Regions from separate parts of the Mus musculus genome. Here region 2 is linked to region 1. The links are chromatin loops, found by intact Hi-C in ENCODE. Cell type or tissue: heart. All regions are shown on one strand.

Evidence for each region. A loop is a pair of places that touch in the nucleus more often than their neighbours do. Peaks named below come from ENCODE experiments on the same cell type or tissue, not always from the same donor. Only the 100,000 strongest peaks of a DNase experiment are listed, where the experiment ranks them.
Region 2: it touches region 1 in a loop (4-fold over the local background); 18 of 42 quality-filtered maps call a loop at or near these places.

Annotation. Positions count from the first base shown.
Region 1 is chr19:53,920,853-53,928,852 of GRCm38, reverse strand. Pdcd4 (programmed cell death 4) reads right to left here. Exons shown (of 12, transcript NM_001168491.1): 7 at 7,538-7,635; 8 at 6,722-6,836; 9 at 2,540-2,647; 10 at 2,208-2,318; 11 at 1,520-1,659. Among named protein-coding and RNA genes, the nearest start is that of Bbip1, 20 kb to the left of the region's middle. In heart, a CTCF peak has its summit at 3,177 (motif pointing right); no DNase peak of the experiment used is centred here.
Region 2 is chr19:53,769,975-53,777,974 of GRCm38, reverse strand. The region is part of intron 1 of Rbm20 (RNA binding motif protein 20); the gene reads right to left. Gm30890 (a long non-coding RNA gene) reads left to right here. Exons shown (of 2, transcript XR_877920.2): 2 at 7,025-7,610. Among named protein-coding and RNA genes, the nearest start is that of Gm30890, 13 kb to the left of the region's middle. In heart, no CTCF peak of the experiment used is centred here; a DNase peak (open chromatin) is centred at 3,524; H3K27ac peaks cover 2,734 bases.

The DNA of each region.
Region 1 (8,000 bases):
ATAGACTTTAACATTTATTTTGACCTTATTGGAAAGCAGGTGAGCCAAACAGACTTGATACAGCAGTGAGAATTAGGAAAGATAGAACTGTACAACTTCTCAAAACAGCCACCAAGATGGTTCAGAGCAGGTAAGTGCTCTTGCCAACAAGGCAGATGACCGATGCTGGGACCCGCATGGTCAAAGTAAAGAATGGATCCCATAGGCTGTGCTCTGACCTCCACATATGTACCATAACATAAGCACACAAACCCACATATAACAAGCAAATTAATGTTAACAAATAATATGGCCAAATACCTGGTTAATAACTAACTTCTCAGCCTTAGAAAAGTCCAAATCTTGAGTACAGACAACCAAATAAGAATCTACTTTCTTCTAGCCTATATGCCCCAATTGGGGAACCTTTTTTTGTTGTTTGTTTGTTTGTTTGTTTTTTCAAGACAAGATTTCTGTGTGTAGCCCTGCTGTCCTGGACTCACTGTGTATTTGTAGACCAGTCTGGCCTCGAACTCAGAAACCCTCCTGACTTTGCTTCCCAAATGCTGGGATTAAAGGCATGTGCCACCACTGAAAACTCAAACCTGTCTCCAACTGTCCAGCAACCTCCAGGAAGTGCAGAGAGACCTGTTTCAGGATGATCCCTTGGTCTCTCTCTGCTCACTAACATGCACAAACATGCAAGATCACACATACATGTATACTTAGTACAGAAAAGTAAAAATGTAAGAGACTAAAAGTCAAAGTTTTTGGTATTACACAACTGTAGGATCTATTCAAATGACTCTTCAGAAAAAGTCATAAAGCCCCAATAAAGATACAGACTTTCAAACACGAGCCTAAAAAAAAATCTTAAAAAGCAACCACAAAGTACTGAGAGAAGCTTACTGGGTTCTTGAACAGAAAGGCTGGGGACTGACTCCATTAGGAGCAGGCTGAGGCAGTAAAGGAGAGACCCTGCCAGAGTGGAGGTTTCCCTGATGCTGTATGCCACAACAGCTGCCAACAACTCCATTCCAGACATGTCTACACATTTTCTACCATCATCTTCTCTTAGTGTCTAAACTTTTTAAAGCAAGGAAGCCTACCTAGAAATAGTTTTTCTGAGAGTCTTTGCAAAACAAAAGTACTTTGCTTACATTTTTCAAACTTGAAAATGTATAGAAAATGTAGGTTTGGCTCCAACTAGATATTTAACTTATTACAAGCTTATTGATTTCATGGAGAAAAGCCCTTATCAACTCTTACATTACATCCAAAAAGTACAAATATTAATTCGCTCTGAAAAAAAATCACTCCCATCTGTAGTTTGAAGCCACTACCAAGTACATCAGAGTCCATTAGACCTTGAAGTCTAAAAAAGTCTGAATTCAAACTCTGCCTACACAGTGTCTTCATCTCCAGTCATGTCAGGAAAGACACTATTTTTCTGAGAGTCAGAATGACAAACAGCTATCTTAGCTCCCCAAGGATCTCGTTCAGTATTTTTCAATGAGAAAGTATGATTTAAATAAAGTACCTTGATGGACAAAGATCACGGAGTTGTTTGGAAATTATTCCAGCCTGAAAACATTCCTCCACAAATCTCTCAAGAACAGAGTATGAGTGTGGGACATCCAGATTAATGTCTGGGATTTCATTGTAAATTCTCTCATAGCCCTAGAACAACATTACATAGATAACTTGTTAGCCTGTGTAACAGTGTATGCCATGAAACAACCCACCAATATACCATAAATTGTCACAGTGCAACCTGGCAAAACAAGTCATATTTGAACCTTGAAAATAACGTATACTTAAAAATTCTCAAAAGAGCTCCAGGCAAAAGTCAGGCTACCTGACTACTGACTTCCCCATCTACACTTAACTATCTTGTATAAAAATATAAGATAATTTCACCAACATTTCAAAAACCACAATTTTAAATAGAAAAAAATGCAATTTAAATGCTTCATCTAGATAAAAAAAAAACTGCATCACACAAACTGAACAATCATTCTTTAAAAAGGAAAAAAAAAAACCCAAACTGTTATTTTCCAAAAATATAAAGAGCTAAAGAAAAAAAAAAACTCTGTAGGCATAATACTATACATTACATTCCCTAAAAGAAAAGTTTCATTAATAATTAATAACTCTTACTCAACTCTTATATAGCTAAAGGAGGCATAGACCTTTTATAAACGTATTTAAAATAATGTCATACATACTCTTTTCATTTGGTCTATGGTAATAGTAGAAGACTTCCACAAGGATTTTAATAAATCTAAGATCATCTTGAATGCACTTTCTCCAGTTGACTCTAAAACCATTACAATGGCCTAAAATTTGAACAGAAAAGAGTAAATAAATTTTTGGTAATCAACTTATGAGAAACTGATCCTAAAAATGTATCCAATCCCTCCTCTAACATGTAGCAATTATATAAACTTATAAATTAATATTTTTAAGGGGAAAACTTTACATTATTAAAGAAACACCAATTACTGTGGTGTAAAAGGAGGACTTGAAAATCCTCTTTGGTGTGAGACAGTAACCTTACTTCATATACAAGCTCGTGGTGAAAATGAGGTACTTCCAGTTCCTTAAGGCAGTGTTCAGCTTCAGATATATCTCCAGAGAGTAAATACTCTTTAAGCAGCATATCAATCTATTAGATTTAAAAGTTGAAATGTTAGAATTCCTCATTTTTAAAAGATGTGTACTTTTCTAAATGATATATTAACATTCACACCAATATTGAGCATAGGGATTTGGCAGAGTGGTGGCATAAAAGAACTCTCTCACAATTCAAATTAAACACCCGGGCTTCAAACGGTTCAGGTATGAAGTAATAAACAACAGCACTTGGTTTTCCAAGGAATCTCTAGTATCTCCAAGTAGGTTTTATAATATGAATGACCTTGCTTGTGACTCTTAAGACTCCAATGTAGCCTATCAAAAACAAGGGACATAGAGGCTGGAGAGTTGGCTCAGCAGTTAAGAGCATGCACTGCTCAGCAGAGAACCTGAGGTCAGCTCCCAGCACCCATTTTCCATGGCTCACAACCACCTGTAACTCCAGCTCGTGGGATCTTGCAGTTCGGTCCTCCAGGGGCACCTTAACTCATATACACATACCTACACACATACACATGATTAAATCTTTAAGAAGAGCGGACAATTTTTTAATGCCACTAGAGGGCACTAACTTAAAGTCTCATCACTTTTAGAAAGCCACAAAACATCAAGATGTTCTTAATGCAATGGAAGCCCAAAAATAAGAGATAATGGAGTGTTACTACAAGGGCAAGAATCTTTACAGTTCTCTTCCCTCTAAAACTGAGGCTTTGTAACTCAGAATCTAGAGATGTTCAGTGGGAAAGAAGAGATGGTTCAGTGCTTAAAAGTACACTGAAGGACCAAGGCTCAGGTCCCAGACCACATGGTGGCTGACTACTATCTATAAGATCTGGTGCCCTCTTCAGGACTCTGCGAGCACTGCACACATGTAGCACACAAACTTAGATGCAGGCAAAACACCCACCCAAACACATGAAAACAATAATTTGAAAAAAATAAAAACACTCAGCAATTGAACAAGAGACACAATTCTTCACCTCCGACTAAAGCTTGCATGCTCATTTATGGCTCTAGGAAAAAATGCTCAATGTTTTCTCAGCAAAAGAACTTCAACTATAAATAATCTTCCTTATATATTTTCTGAGAAAAGGGTATTTGTATCAAGTGGCAATAAGTGAATTTTGGCTGGATGAATAAAATTATTTTATCTAAATATCCTCTACTTCAACTTCTATAATATCTTCATAAAAGGTAAAGTAAAATTTTACCACTAAGCTATATTCTAATTAGAGATGTGTTTTCTTTTGGTTTTCTGTTTGTTTTTAAGTCTGTATTTGAGGCTGAGGGAATGGCTCAGTGATGAGAGTAGCTGCACTGCAAGCAAGAAGACCCAAGTTCAAAGCTCACCTCTCACATGAAGCCAGCCAGGCACGGCTGTGATAAACAACCCTAGCACTGCTGACAGAGACAAGTAGATCCCAAAAGCTCACTAAGCTACTAAGTTAAGACAATAAATAAATAAATAAATAAATAAATAAATAAATACATAGCCAGCTTCTAGTTCAGAGAGAGTCCCTGTGTCAACACAACACGGTGGAGAGTGGTGGGGAGACACAGGCACAAAAACACACACCCCATGCTGGGGGAACCACATACCACACATACACACTCACTAAGCACACACAAAGGACAGCTAGTGCAAATGTATGCCTTTTTAATATAACACATATTTAATATTTGAAGTATTTTTTACTAAAACTACAGTATATTTGTTATTTAAATGATATTTGTTGTGCCACTGAAAAAGTGAAACATGGGGCTGAAGAGGCAGCTCAGTGGTTAACAGAACCTGCAGCTCTTGTAGAGGACCTGGGTTCAGTTCCCAGCACCCACACAGTGGCTCACAACTGCCCCTAACTTTAGCTCCAAGGAATCCACGCCCCACTTCTGGCCTCAACAGACATGCTGCACAAACCGGCAGGACACATACGTATACACGTATCTTTAAAAATCACTTATTTTTTAAAAAGTGAAACTAACATTACCTGTCAGATTCAGTGCATTTTTCCAAATAATAAAATACAAACCCACATGAACACTTCCCTTGACCCTTGCTTCTATCGAAATGAGAATACACAACAATGTCATAGATTATTGGCTTTATTTCCAGTCTCTTTTTATTGAAAGATAATTCACATACTCTTAAGAGTTTAATTCCTCAAAATATCACCTTCAGAGAGTATTACCATATTAATAATATTGTCTAATACTCCATAAATGTGGCATCTCATTTTAGTATATGCGTTGAATTTCCTTTATTTTCATCATACTCTATTTTTATGCTATTACGATTTTCATTTCTGTCTATTCATTGAGTCCTAAAATACGGAGAGCTGATTTTCACGTACTGATCTATAGTGTGGTTTGGGTTTTGGAGTTCTTTTTCAGACTTACCCGGATCCTCTAATCTACGCGCCACTTTGACTGAGAACAGAGCTACCTCTGCATCTTCCTTTCCAGTCAGGATGTCCTTTATTGCACTTCCTTGCCTAATATCCCTAGCATATTAACAAACTCATATTTTTTTCTTATAATTCTTCAAATTTTTTGTTTTTTTTAAATCTTTTAAAAAATAAAATCTTTTATTTTGAATTTTTTTAAAGTTTCCAACTTCATAAATCAGTCATAACCTATCTATTCTAACATAGGTAAAAGCAAAAATGTTAATTTCTTTACCCATCTGAACTGCTTAACGCACGGACACGCGCGAGCACACACACACACACACACACACACACACAAACGCATGCACACGCGCGCACGCGTGCACACACACACATATGAATGAGACTGAGGAGACAGCTCAGTCAATTAAGTGCTTGTTATACAAGCTTAATGACCTTAGTTTGATTTTTGTAACCCAGGTAAAAACCTGGGTTTGGTCTGCTTATAATCTCAGGAATTAGAGGCTCACTGTCTAGCCACCCTAGCTCATAGGGTAGGTCTCAGTGAAAGACTGTCTCAAAAAACAAAGTGACATTTCTTTTTTTTTTTTTTGGTTTTTCGAGACAGGATTTCTCTGCGTAGCTCTGGCTGTCCTGGAACTCACTCTGTAGACCAGGATGGCCTCGAACTCAGAAATCCGCCTGCCTCTGCCTCCCGAGTGCTGGGATTAAAGGCGTGCGCCACCACCACCCGGCCAAAGTGGCATTTCTAAGAAATAAGACTTGAGGTTGACCTCTGGACAAGCACACACACACACACACACACACACACACACACACACACACAACGAGAAGGAAAGCACTAAGCCAGCACATAGCCCACGGCGCTGTCTGCAGTCTCGAGATGTGCAGTTAGACCCTACAGTTCCCATTGTTACAGAACAGAGAGAACCCACAGGAAGCAAACCTTGCACTTTTATGACGTGACTCAATCACTTTACTTTCTTCTAGCAAATAGCATGAGCACCCACACTTATGAAGCTCTGCCACTCTGGTCTACTCTAGTGTTCATAATTCCTAGCTTATAATTTCAGATTACTCAAACTGCTCATATAAATAACGTTTATTGAATAATTACAAATAATCTCCCTTCAGCAGCATTTTAAGACGAAATACTACTATAAAAAAGATTTCAGGCATTAGAGTTCACACACAGACTTTTTATAATCACTCATTTCTTATACGTTCCAGACAAGACTTCTTATATTCATGAGAGATCTAACAGTCACACCATTGAGTCACAAAAACAAGATAAACAGCAACAATTACCTAATTTTTCTAATTCATAAATTATTCAGATTTTTACTTGCAAACATATGACCACATTAAATTCCTACCCACAAAAATACCATCTAGTAGTAGCTCTGTTGTTTTCTCTTGCAAACAACTCTCAGTAAGCACTCTCAGTAAGCACTCTCAGTAAGTACACTCAGTAAGCACTCTCAGTAAGCACTCTCAGTAAGCACACTCAGTAAGCACTCAGTAAGCACTCTCAGTAAGCACTCAGTAAGCACACTCAGTAAGTACTCTCAGTAAGCACTCTCAGTAAGCACACTCAGTAAGCACTCAGTAAGCACTCTCAGTAAGCACTCTCAGTAAGCACACTCAGTAATAAGCACTCTCAGTAAGCACTCTCAGTAAGCACTCTCAGTAAGTACCTCTTTAACAAGGTGATTGACAGGCTGTTGCCCGCCTCCAGATCCCCACACACTGTCTTTCCGCTTCCCGCCTTTGGACATACTCAGGAGCACAGTAGCCTTATCCAGAGCAGCTCTATCCAAGACAGAAAAGAGAAAAGTCATTATAATACATGCACATGCCTGATGTTTACCACATTAGCAGTAAAGTTTACAAAACTGTGTATGTATTGGCAACTTTAATGTAACAAAAAAATATGTAGTTTTAGAAAATAATTCTTCAAATAAAAATTAGGTATTTTTTAAAATATTGAACATTCTCATATTCTTTCACAACCACTTCTCGTCAAAATACATTGCAAACTAATGGTCATGTAGCCAGGAAGGAACATAAATTCATATACAACTTTTATCTTCCTCCAAGACCCCTGGGGTTGAGTACCTGTACCTGGGGAAGCCTGAGGTCTGGCTGGCTAAGTCAGCCTCCAGGAGGTTAGAAAAGCCAAGCAGCAAGTCTGGCTTCTAATCATTAAACCAAACAACTGTCCGACCCAGAAGGTAGCATGGACACTCACAGTCAATGCTTTCATTTTACAAGTAGGGAAACTGAGGCCCTGAGAGGGAAACTTAAAGAGGGAGCCGCATCGTTTAACTCAGAACTTCTGCATTTTTATTACTGCTGTCTTCCTGCTGCACCACGGCAACATCTTTTATCAATGAAGAACCCGTAAGGAAAAATACACACTCACAATGTCTGATTCATGTCCATGTCATGTTACAGAATGTTGTAGGATTTCTCATTTTGAAATTCTAAGTAGCAGACATGAATTTACTTACCGAGCCTGTACACAATCTACAGTTCCTTTGTAACTATCGATATAGGTATTACATAAGATTCCATCTCCAACAGCTCTAGCAATAAACTGGCCCACCAACTATAATAAGAAAAAAAGAGAACTATATAAAAAAACTAAAATAAATCTTTATTAGGATACAATCTTGAAATGCAAAAATGATAAAAACTGTCTAATTACACACTCAATACCTAAAACATATGCTGAGACGTGCAGAAGCACCTGTGTGTGTGTACACGGTGCACACTCCCTTACACTGACCCACAAGTGCTGGGGTGTGCAGAAGCGCCTGTGTGCCCTGCGCCATGCACGCTCCTCAACCATTAGCTTGACTTTCAAGCCCATGCCATCAGGATGGGATGGCGCCTCTGCTTCACTCACTCCCTAATCCCCTGGACTCTGCACACTCAATGGTTGTCTGTTAAAGTGACCTGAAGTCAAGGAAA
Region 2 (8,000 bases), 150 kb after region 1:
TACACCCTGAGAATTTATTTCAAACAGCCAGAAACAAAACCAAAGAAATACAGAAGAGGAAATCCAGTTGAATCTAAGTGAAGGGCACAGTCCCGCACACTGACTTAAAATCACAGCTAGGGGCAGTGAGATGTCTCAGTGGGTAAAGGCACCTGCCTTCGAGCTGGACAACCCAAGTCCAGTCCTGGATCCCACGTGGTAGAAGCAGAGACTGACTCCTGCACATTGTCTGCTGAGCTCTACGTGTGACACATGGCGTGTGCACACAAAATAAAGAAAACCCAAGTTAAGGCTCTCCTGGGCTGAGCTTACAGCGATGCTGGGCTGAGTTTACAGTGATGCCTGGGCTGAGCTTACAGCGATGCTGGGCTGAGTTTACAGTGATGCCTGGGCTGAGCTTACAGCGATGCTGGGCTGAGTTTACAGTGATGCCTGGGCTGAGCTTACAGCGATGCTGGGCTGAGTTTACAGTGATGCCTGGGCTGAGCTTACAGCGATGCTGGGCTGAGTTTACAGCGATGCCTGGGCTGAGCTTACAGCGATGCTGGGCTGAGTTTACAGCGATGCCTGGGCTGAGCTTACAGCGATGCTGGGCTGAGTTTACAGTGATGCCTGGGCTGAGCTTACAGCGATGCTGGGCTGAGTTTACAGCGATGCTGGGCTGAGTTTACAGCGATGCCTGGGCTGAGTTTACAGTGATGCCTGGGCTGAGCTTACAGCGATGCTGGGCTGAGTTTACAGTGATGCCTGGGCTGAGTTTACAGCGATGCTGGGCTGAGTTTACAGCGATGCCTGGGCTGAGTTTACAGTGATGCCTGGGCTGAGCTTACAGCGATGCTGGGCTGAGTTTACAGCGATGCTGGGCTGAGCTTACAGCGATGCTGGGCTGAGTTTACAGTGATGCCTGGGCTGAGCTTACAGCGATGCTGGGCTGAGTTTACAGCGATGCCTGGGCTGAGCTTACAGCGATGCTGGGCTGAGTTTACAGCGATGCTGGGCTGAGTTTACAGTGATGCCTGGGCTGAGCTTACAGCGATGCTGGGCTGAGTTTACAGTGATGCCTGGGCTGAGCTTACAGCGATGCTGGGCTGAGTTTACAGTGATGCCTGGGCTGAGTTTACAGCGATGCTGGGCTGAGTTTACAGCGATGCCTGGGCTGAGCTTACAGCGATGCTGGGCTGAGTTTACAGCGATGCTGGGCTGAGTTTACAGCGATGCCTGGGCTGAGCTTACAGCGATGCTGGGCTGAGTTTACAGCGATGCTGGGCTGAGTTTACAGCGATGCTGGGCTGAGCTTACAGCGATGCTGGGCTGAGTTTACAGCGATGCTGGGCTGAGTTTACAGCGATGCTGGGCTGAGTTTACAGTGATGCCTGGGCTGAGTTTACAGTGATGCCTGGGCTGAGTTTACAGCGATGCTGGGCTGAGTTTACAGCGATGCTGGGCTGAGTTTACAGCGATGCTGGGCTGAGTTTACAGTGATGCCTGGGCTGAGCTTACAGCGATGCTGGGCTGAGTTTACAGTGATGCCTGGGCTGAGTTTACAGCGATGCTGGGCTGAGTTTACAGCGATGCTGGGCTGAGTTTACAGCGATGCTGGGCTGAGTTTACAGCGATGCTGGGCTGAGTTTACAGTGATGCCTGGGCTGAGCTTACAGCGATGCTGGGCTGAGTTTACAGTGATGCCTGGGCTGAGTTTACAGCGATGCTGGGCTGAGTTTACAGTGATGCTGGGCTGAGTTTACAGTGATGCCTGGGCTGAGCTTACAGCGATGCTGGGCTGAGCTTACAGCGATGCTGGGCTGAGCTTACAGTGATGCCTGGGCTGAGCTTACAGCGATGCTGGGCTGAGTTTACAGTGATGCCTGGGCTGAGCTTACAGCGATGCTGGGCTGAGCTTACAGCGATGCTGGGCTGAGTTTACAGTGATGCCTGGGCTGAGCTTACAGCGATGCTGGGCTGAGTTTACAGTGATGCCTGGGCTGAGCTTACAGCGATGCTGGGCTGAGTTTACAGCGATGCCTGGGCTGAGCTTACAGCGATGCTGGGCTGAGTTTACAGCGATGCCTGGGCTGAGCTTACAGCGATGCTGGGCTGAGTTTACAGCGATGCTGGGCTGAGTTTACAGCGATGCCTGGGCTGAGCTTACAGCGATGCTGGGCTGAGTTTACAGTGATGCCTGGGCTGAGCTTACAGCGATGCTGGGCTGAGTTTACAGCGATGCCTGGGCTGAGCTTACAGCGATGCTGGGCTGAGTTTACAGTGATGATGCCTGGGCTGAGCTTACAGCGATGCTGGGCTGAGTTTACAGTGATGCCTGGGCTGAGTTTACAGCGATGCCTGGGCTGAGTTTACAGCGATGCCTGGGCTGAGCTTACAGCGATGCTGGGCTGAGTTTACAGCGATGCTGGGCTGAGTTTACAGCGATGCCTGGGCTGAGTTTACAGCGATGCCTGGGCTGAGCTTACAGCGATGCTGGGCTGAGTTTACAGTGATGCCTGGGCTGAGTTTACAGCGATGCCTGGGCTGAGCTTACAGCGATGCTGGGCTGAGTTTACAGTGATGCCTGGGCTGAGCTTACAGCGATGCTGGGCTGAGTTTACAGTGATGCCTGGGCTGAGCTTACAGCGATGCTGGGCTGAGTTTACAGTGATGCCTGGGCTGAGCTTACAGCGATGCTGGGCTGAGTTTACAGTATGCCTGAACTTGTTTCCTGTCTCCTCAGGGTCCTGTGCCTGTAGCTTACCCCAGACATGCCGTTCTCTCTGTGCTTTGACAGAGCTTTCTGAGTCTCTCCACTAGGGTCCCTGCAAGCATTATTCTACTCACAGCTGTGTCCCCCACAGTTTGGTTGACACTATGAACAGTATCCTTAGTTAGATAACGTTGCCCAGAGGTTGCTGTAGATCTTGAAACTCTGTCTTCCTTTTGTATTCCATGCAACACCTTTGGAAGTTGCAGGACCTCCAAACATGTAAGCAGGTGATCTTCATGGAACAAGAACACTGTTCCATAGAACGTGAACCAGGGCTTTTCTGACTCTAGAAAACATAGTAGATGCTAGGGAAGATTTAGGCAGCTGATTGTACAAATGAATGTTTTTTAAGGCTGTGTGGAGGGGTGTGCATGTGTGTGTGCATATTGCCTGTGCCTGTGTGTGTGTGTATATGGGTATACACACTTAACTTTGTAGTAAGAGTACCTCATTTAGCCAGGCTCTGGGGTTTCAAAGGGTCAAGGGCAGAAGGATTTTGGTTTTTAAAAAGCAAATTATCTCAGGGACTTGGGACTTGACCACCCTCTGGAAACGGTCGGCCCTCCCTCACCCTCCTTGTTTATCTTGTATGAACATGAACTAATTGAAGGATTAGCTGGCCCCTCACACGGGTCACTGACTTCTCAGATACGAGAAGCTGTTCCTTTGTACAGATCAGCGACTTCAGATAAAGGAGGCAGCTGCTCACATGGTCATCTGGACTAATGCCACACACCTCTGGCTTCTGGGAGAGAATGCAAGTCCTGGGAATGTAGCCAGCACAATCCCCCTGAGGCTGTGCACACAAAACCAGCAGGAACTCCATTCAGTCCCGAGGAGGAGAGAGCAAAGTCCCAGCTTTGTTCCCTGCTCAGGCTGAAGGCCTCCTCCTCTTCCTCCAACTCCTGCTCCCTGTGCCACACAGTTCAATACACTGGCTGAGGTGGGAAAATACAACTGGTTAACTCTTAGTTAACACTCAGGTAAGATGACTAGAGCCCTGTCTAAAAGGCACCGACACCCCCAACTCTGCTCAGCTTGTCTGAACAAACAGTTGGGAAGACAAACCGCAGGACGAATGCTGCTCCTCTGTAGTGAAATAAGGAACAGGAAGCCGTCGCCCACCAGCAAGGAAGCACACAGGGCTCAAACGCACAGGACCCAATGGGGAGCAGGAGCAGGTGGCCCAGAGGAGCAGAAGGCAGAGGATCTAGGCTCGAACCTCAGCCCTTGCTGCTTTGTCTTCATGGGCAATCCTTCAACCTCTCAGTACCTCATCCACAAAGAACTGTACTGAAAATCCTGGGTGGTTATTTGTGTACATATGTGTGTGCATGTATGATGTGAAATCCAGATGTGTGCACATGGCACAGTGCATTTGTAGGAGGCAGAGGACAACCTCTGGTTGTCAGTCAGTGACTTTCCACCTTTTTAAGATGGTAGAATTTTCTTCTCTGGTGTCCTATAACGCCGAAGAGGCATGCTGTAATTACAGCTACTCAGCATTAACTGAGTCTGGCTTTCAACAAGAGTTACAAGGATTTGAACTTATGTCACCCGGTTAGTGAAGCAAACTCATTTACCCGCTGAGCCATCTTTGCAGACTGAACGATTGGTTTTCAGCACAGGGAGGCATGAGGAAACGGAAGTGTTAGCTGGGCTCTTCTGAAAAGACAACGTACACGGCCTTAGGTGCTTTCCTTTGGTGTGCTATTAAACGTCCTTTTATCACTACCTGTCTCAGCACACAGCCAGCCCCACACAGGATGAAGCACTATTCCCACTGCAAACACCCATGTTATTACAGCACCCTCCTGAATGGCTCCTAATATCCACCCACGGCTCCAGGCCCTATGTTCAGGAAGCCACTGGAGTGCCTCCCATAGAGTGCACCACAGCACATCACTGCCCCACGCTACACCTTAAGGGGCTCCTCCTCACCAAGCCCAGAGTTTTCAGAAAGGTATTCATCTTACTGGCATCTCTCCTCCCCTCCGCAGGCCTTTTGAGTCGGGCACTCTGGCCACCCACACCTACACAGACATACCATACACCTTTCTGGCTCTGAATGGTGTCACGTGCCACTGTCTAATTCCAGAACTAGCGGGATTCACACTTCCCTACTTGAGTGTTGTGAGGCCTTGTCCTCTTTCAGCCCTGCCCCACAATGCCTTTTGCGTAGTAATGTTTCAAGAATATGAAAGAGAGGCCAGACCAAACAGCAGGACTCGATTTCAAAATCATTATGCATGGGGGAAAGAAGCTGTCCACAAAACACCATCCACTGGGTTACTACATTTATAGGAACTATCCAGGATCGCCAAACCCATGGGGACGCAATGCAGACCCATGCTTACCACAGGCTGAAGAAGAAGTTGTTGTTGTATAATGAGTACAGGGTCTCGTTAGGGATGAAAAGAGGGTTCCAAAACCAAACAGAGGTTGGACTTATCGCATGTAATTCGTGGTCAGTTTTATGTTATGGGTGTTTTACCACCAAGAGGGAAAGTCACAAAACACAAGCAGAGAAAGTATAAATAAATAGTCCAGGTGTACAGAGCTAGTGTGTGCACTCATGAACGCCCAGCTTTTCAGTGAAAATTTAGGGTCCACACAGAGCTTTCCTCCAGCTCTGCATCCTAACCAAGCCTAGCACATCCTTCCTGACGTTGCCTCTGAGTGAGCTGGTCCTTGGCAACCTTCCTTCTTAGAGATGGTCTTGGCACACAGAAGACTTGCTGTCTGTGGTCACTCTTCGGCTGCTGGGTGCCTGCTGTTTTAAGCACCACCACTGGCTAAGCCTTCAGAGTCCCCACCCCCACCCCCAGGTAATACCAACCCGCCTGACACAAGGAACACTCATGTTTTTCAGCTTTGACTTGCCTTGCAGCTGAAAACTTCTCACGCTCTTGGTTGGCAAAACATAGCAGAGTCTCCTGTTGGTGGATCAATCTCAGGAAATGCCTTCAGACCTCAGAACCACTAATTCCCTGCTCCCCATTGTCCGCTCTCTGATGGAAAAACAAAGCTGGCTCCACTTTCTCCAACACTCACAAGGGAACATTTCATCTCTCTGCCTCAGCCACTGCACACCATTGAAAATGTTCAGAGCGGTGTTTTAGAAGGTCAGGTTGGAAAATGTGAGCATGTGAGATTACAGCTTAAAGAGTTTAAACAGGTAAAGGTAAAATGAGTGCTGCTTCTCCCGCAAAAGTTGCTTTTCTTGGTGTATTCAAGAACCAACAAGAAGCCAGGCAGTGGTGGCACATGCCTTTAATCCCAGCACTTGGGAGGCAGAGGCAGGCGGATTTCTGAGTTCAAGGCCAGCCTGGTCTACAGAGTGAGTTCCAGGGCAACCATGACTATACAGAGAGACTCTGTCTCCAAAAACAAAAAAAAAAAAAAAAAAAAAAAAAACAAAACCAACAGTCCTGTGTAGAGAAGAAGAGGGCGGCCATCAGCTGGGAGTTGAGGGAGGTAAATATGATGAAAGCACACATTACACACTTCTCCAAATGAAAATATAATGAAGCCTATTATTTAGAACAATTACACACGCTAATGAAGTTTTGGTTAAAGGTAAAAATAATATCCTTCCCTCTATCCTTCCACCTATCATTTTGTGGAGGCCTCAGGCGAGCCCGTGACCCCTGACCCCCAGGAGTGAGTTGTCCTATCTACAGGAAGGAACAAAAATGCTTTCCCATGAAGCTTCCCAGGATGAAAGTGCTCCCTTAAGGGCAGAGGACTGAACACTGGGACAGAAAGAGCTCTGTGTCCAGGGGGAAAGGGGCACCCCCATGTACCTCTTCACCTTAGGCACTGGTTTCTGCACCACCATGGCCCAGGGGGACAGCAGGATCTGAAGCGGCCTGAGAAGCCAGGGCCGCTGACAGACCAACCACAGGGGAAAAGGATGTTTTGTGTGAATTGGGTTTTTTTGGTTTTTATTTGTTTGTTTATTTTTCTTCTCAACTAATACTTAACTCTCTTCTCCCTGTTGATGCACAGCCAGTCAGAGACCATTTTCAAGAAGTCTCACTTTCTATTCAAAAATAAATACAGATGCTCCAGAACTTTCCAGAACAGTACCAAGGGGACTTGCCCTTAACATTCAGTTTCCTGGTGGCTCTTATGCAGAGGGTCCTCTACCTCCTGTGGCATTACCTTCTGTGGTCTTCTTTAGTTACCTCCGATCAACTCTTGGGTTAGTTTCTATTTGTTTTAAGGCGATAATATATCCTAACTAGAAGTTTATTTCTCTCACAGATCACAGAACAGCCTCTTGGGAGAAGGGAAGGCAGAGGCGGCTCGAAGCCACCGGCCATGCTGCATCAGCCGAGAAACAATGAGATGAGCGAATGCTGCTGCTGAGGCTACTTTCTTATCTTATAGTCCAAGGTCTCACATCCAGAGAATGGCTCCACCCACACCTAGGATGGGTCTTCCTCCCTCAGTTAATACCATCAGGAAAGTTCCCCACAGTATGCCCAAAAGGTCCAACTCCCAGGTGATTCTAAGATAGTGAATGCTAACCCTCACAACTCTGGTCTGAAAGCATCAAGTGGGAAACTCCAGGAGGAAACATTGTATTAGTTTTGAATCTGTACCTGAATGTGTACCTCTGAGTGGCATGATGAAATGCCCTGCTACCCTCCTGTGCCCTGCGCCAATGTGAACCATCCTTTACCCAGCATCTCCACACAGTATAGACTTCCTGCCTTAGGTGCCTAGTAGTCTTGACTGCCAGATCAACTCCTGGACTACCACACTGTTTGCCTGTTTTACTTAGTAATGCCCCAAGACTCAAGACTAATGAAGCTGGCAATTTCAATAGTTTATTTTATAACTGTTTCATTTTGTTTCTACTTATTATTGATCTCTTATGTGTTAAGTAAAACTTTATCAGCTGGGCAATGGTGGCCCACACCTTTAATCCCAGCACTTGGGAGGCAGAGGCAGGAGGATTTCTGAGTTCGAGGCCAGCCTGGTCTACAGAGTGAGTTCCAGGACAGCCAGGGCTATACAGAGAAAACTCTGTCTTGAAATACCAAATAATAATAATAATAATAATAATAATAATAATAATAATAATAATAATAATAAATAAGTAAAACCTTATCATAAGTATATATACATGTATGTGTGTATGTATGTATAGGAAAATGTACATGATGAGAGCTCAGAATTAGCCAGTGGTTCTAGGCATCCATGGAGCCTCAGAATGAAAGCTCCTAAGTAAGAG